Regions from separate parts of the Homo sapiens genome. Here region 2 is linked to region 1. A link is a loop called in an ENCODE intact Hi-C map of the cell type or tissue named here. Cell type or tissue: IMR-90. All regions are shown on one strand.

Region 1 (2,500 bases):
CCACCTCCCTGGCCTGGCTGCTTTCTTAAAACCCTGATTCAATTAGAGCAGGGGTCAAAAGCTAAGGGCCTGGGGGAAATCTGGCTTACAGATTTTTGTTTGTGTGGAAATAGCTTTGATAAAGTTTGAACTGAAATACCTTATGGTGGGGTTAGCCGTCTAGACCAATTCAGACATTTATGTTACTTGCCTGGATCCCAGAGGCATTTGAGCTGATGATGTCTGTATTAGAACATTTGGGACCCTGAACTGGTGGAGAAGTGACTGTGATCTGAAAAGTCTTCTGAGTGGGCCCATTATGGGAGCCCCCTAGATCTCCCTAATTAGTTGATAGTTCAATTTTTCTAGGAGGCCTAGGGCTGTGGCAACTGAATTTGAATTCTTCAATGTATGTGGTTGCAGAGGTTGGGGAGATAGGATCCTCTCACCCCTGAGCTTTCTTATCTTAGCCCCAGGGGTTGAGATATTTTGCACCTGTTGTCCTGGGATCAAACTATCAGTGTAAGGTTGGAATCAGTCAGCCTTCAGTAAGTTGAGAAAGTGCTAGAAGGCCCTTTTCCCTTTTCTGTGCTTCCTACTGGAGAAAGGCAGCTCCCAGCAACCCTTAATTGACTGTCAGATATAATATTCTAATATAATGATGTTGGCATTAATGATAGTATATGGAGAGTCTTCTGCCCCTGTTTAAAAGAAAAATACAATCATTTGGAACATATTGCAATTAGGCATGCATCTCACATAACACCTTTTACCTGAGAATCTCAGACGTGTATAGAAATTAGCTGATTTACCTTTAATGAATGATATATTTTTAATTCTTAGAGCCTGCAGACCGCATATAAAAAACATAAATGGAATTCCAAGGTTGAAAGAAAAAGACAGAGCGTAAAAACAAATAAAATACATTGTCTTTTCAGGAGGGTTGAATATGTCCAATGGGAAGAAACATTGCATGTGATAGATAAAGGCATCAGTGTGACATGCTTATGAAAAAGCACGTTTTGCCCTCTAGCATTTTTCACCGTTAGATTCAAATAATAGTTAAACATTTCTCCTTTGTACCAAGAGCATCTATTACTCAGGCATCTTTAACTTTTGGTGACATCTACTGTACAAAGGGGAAAATGCTGTGGAGTCATTCTAGGAATGATAGTTGAGCTGCTTAGAGTGTATCTAGCTGTTATTTCTTCTTCTTCTTCTTCTTCTTCTTCTTCTTCTTCTTCTTCTTCTTTTTGTATTCACAATGCTATAACTTTTTTGATATTTCTCCTCAATATAAATAGTCCTCATTTTAAAAAGTAAAGATATTTAAATAATTTCCATATGCATTGTGTCATAGAAATATTGACCTGAACTGGCAAATTCTAACTTAATGTTCTGGCAAATAGTTTAAAGATTGTATTTCAACTTAATAACTTTGCTAAAACTCTGGTCTAATATTAGGAATGACATTAAGGTGGATATTTAAGTACATTCTCTTGTATTTAAAAACAGCTACATCTGAAGGCTGATTAAAATATTATCAATATTATAATAGTAATATTTACAGTAGAACTTGAATTTTAAAGGCAATTAAAGCTCCTAATAGGTTGTCAACTTTACTTTCTAGTCGCTGTTCTAGCTATAAAAAATAAGCACAATTATCTAGTATGCACCAGAAAATAGGCATCATTTATACACACTCCTAATTACACTCCATCTCAATCCTTTGGCTCTGTTCCACAAGTGATGGTTTGAAAAACACTTACATACTTCATAGCTCTTGATTATAACTAGGAAAATCTCTGAGGCATATGGTAAATCAACAACAAAGTAAACCACTTTTTAATTGAGTATTCATTATTTGCAGGTATTCTGCAAGACACATTTACCAATTAAGGTGATAAAATCATCCAGCTCCCAAAGAAAAGTTCAAAATAGGAAGATCTCAAGTTCTATAAAACAGCCTAGTCTCACCCACTCCTGTTAACAGGTGAGAAGATATTTCCCCCAGTTGACTATGGTTCTCCAGTTCTTAAAAAACAAACATAGTTTTTTCTAATTCTGTGAAGAACGTCATTGGTAGTTTGATAGGAATAGCAAAGACATGGAATCAACCTAAAAGACCATCCATGGTAGACTGGATAAAGAAAATGTAGCACATATACACAATGGAATACTATGCAGCCATAAAAAGAATGAGTTTATGTCCTTTACAGCATCATGGATGGAGCCAGAGGCCATTATCCTAAGTGAACTAACACAGGAACAGAAAACCAAATATCACATGTTCTCATAAGTGGGAGCTAAACATTGAGAACACATGGACACAGAAAAAGGAAACCATGGACACTAGGGCCTGCTCGAGGATGGAGGATGGGAGGAGGGAGAGGGTCAAAAAACTACCTATTGGGTACTCAACCTATTACCTGGGTGAAAACATAATCTTACACCAAAACCCCATGACACACAACATACCTATATAACAAACCTGCACATGTATCTCTGAACCTAAAATTCA
Region 2 (2,500 bases), 270 kb before region 1:
CTGCCTTAGGCTAAGATAAAAATCTTTTCCTGGTACTATATACCTTCTTTTATTGAATGACTACCTGGCTCTTTCTATTATATATGCAGATTTTGTACCTCTGGTCATCTTTGTAAATGGTGCCTAAAAGATATTTGAAGAATAAGTGACCAGCAATAAGAACAAATGTCTATACAAAAGCACCCTTTAGTTGGATGTAATTCACTACTTTGAGTTGTTAATAACCTCTAAGGATGACAGTAGCTATTAGTTGAATAAACCATTATGTCTATTATTAGAACACTAGATAGTTTATAAGTCCAAACAATGCATAAAATACCTATCTCATGTTACCATTGTTTAGGTTACCAGATAATTGTTCTGTCCAATTATTCCACTTAATTTTTTGCTTGCCCATTAGCTAAATGGCAAGATAAAATTTGTCAAACGGGGGGGAATGTATTGAAAATGCTAGACAACTACACTTAAAATGAAAACAGGCCAGGCGCGGTGGCTCAGGCCTGTAATCCCAGCACTTTGGGAGGCCAAGGCGGGTGGATCACCTGAGGTCGGGAGTTCAAGACCAGCTTGACCAACATGGAGAAACTCCATCTCTACTAAAAATACAAAATTAGCCGGGCATGGTGGCACATACCTGTAATCCCAACTACTGGGGAGGCTGAGGCAGAAGAATCGTTTGAACCCAGGAGGCGGTGGTTGCAGTGAGCCGAGATTGTGCCACTGTATTCTAGCCTAGGCAACATGAGCGAAACTCCATCTCAAAAAAAAAAAAAAAAAGAAAGAAAAGAAAACAAATGCATAATTTGCAAATATTATTTTTATATTGTATGTTATCTAGGGCTTCTAAATGCATTCTTCTTATAAGCCTAGGTTTGCAATAACATTCATTTAGAATTGAGTAATTTTAAATATAATATTTTATAAAATAAAATATAATAATTTCTCTTAATTCTTTGAAAATATTAAATTAAAAGGGGGTTGCAAACTCTGCATTCCACATTTCCATCCCAACATTTAATTTTAGCAATTTTGTAGTCTGCCTAAAATGCAATCCATCATTTACTGTTTAGAAAATAGGGAATGTACACAAAGGCCTTTCAGCTTTCCCTGAACTCCATAAAAATCTTTTTGCTTCTTTACTGCCCCCCTTTGTCAGGAGTTCTGAGGAACTGTTTTTTATCTTAAGTCTCACAAAGCATTTAGGAGAATATTTAAACTTAAATTCTTTTAAAACTTATGTTCAGGACAAAGTAACATTGTATGCATTGGTGTCATATGTATTTAAATTTTGAAATTTTTAATACTGGCAAAATGAGGTTTCAATTTTAATATAAATTATTTAACAATCTTAAATCATTAAATATATTACTTAATATATTTAATATATCTAAACAGTCACAATTTTCCCATACTAATAATCATAAAAAATCTTACCCAATGGTCATATAGATATACTTAATGGAGTTTTGGGGGGGTATTTTTGTATATTAAAAAATTCATATATTTGCCTTACTTAGAAGAACTGATTAAATGAAAGTATAATATTAACAAACATATTGTTATTTTATATTTGCATTTGTGATAATTATATTTGAAACGTTCAAGATTTTCCAATGAATTTCTTTTGCATTTGCGTATTTGTGCCTTTTTATTATAAAAATAGGTGGCTTTTTAGTTCCACTGCATAAGTTTCAACATAGGTCTACAAATAGTGCATCTTTTTGAAGTTAATCATTATAATCACAAATTGAAGTTGCCTGAGCTCCAATTGGAGTCTAAATGGATGACTGAATCTTATTATTCGAAACCCACTGTTGCTACACAATATGGCCACACAAGAGAGTACACAAGACCCGTCTGATTCAGCCTCAGTGCCATAAATATTTTAATGGTTTCGTTGGAATCTGGAAATGGAGCTCACCACAGGAGATGCTTCTTCCTTTGACTCTCATTATTATTTCCTTTACAAATTAATTAATAAAAACTTAGATGCTAAATTAGCACTTGATGAAAACTTATATAGCCTTGACATTTTGATTCTGTGAGTGAATAAAAATACTTGGAGAAATAAAAATCCTAATCATGTTCAGGAATACCCACAAGGTAACAAGTACATTTTTAAACTTTAAAAACATTTATTATTCATGATAAAACATGTTGTGTGATTTAAATATAAATTTTTATTATTTGCTTTAACTTATTTCCGGATTAAAAAGTAAATGTTTACCTAGCTGTTCTAAATGGTAATCCTCATGATTAAAACAGCAATTTGTCATATTTCAGTTACAAATGATCTTTTATTATTAGTTATAGAACATAAGTTTCTTCATTGACTGAGGCGATGTTTCAAGTAGATAAATCTGTTAAAAAAATTGTGGTCATATTCTGTTAAATTCTCATACCAGGCAATTTGTTTGATATTCAGGAAAAACCTAGCCACTGACCAAAAACTCTACCTGCCTTCTCAGTTGTATCCTCTTGGACTTAAAGGGGACTGGGA

What was found. A loop is a pair of places that touch in the nucleus more often than their neighbours do. Peaks named below come from ENCODE experiments on the same cell type or tissue, not always from the same donor. Only the 100,000 strongest peaks of a DNase experiment are listed, where the experiment ranks them.
Region 2: a loop joins it to region 1, with 5 times the contacts of the local background. A loop is called at or near these places in 2 of 110 quality-filtered maps.

What each region holds. Positions count from the first base shown.
Region 1 is chr4:89,484,822-89,487,321 of GRCh38, reverse strand. LOC105377328 (a long non-coding RNA gene) reads left to right here and starts at 1,763. Exons shown (of 4, transcript XR_938981.2): 1 at 1,763-1,972. In IMR-90, a CTCF peak has its summit at 1,102 (motif pointing left); no DNase peak of the experiment used is centred here.
Region 2 is chr4:89,754,056-89,756,555 of GRCh38, reverse strand. All of the region lies in intron 4 of SNCA (synuclein alpha), which reads left to right. Among named protein-coding and RNA genes, the nearest start is that of SNCA-AS1, 81 kb to the left of the region's middle. In IMR-90, a CTCF peak has its summit at 1,121; no DNase peak of the experiment used is centred here; H3K27ac peaks cover 172 bases.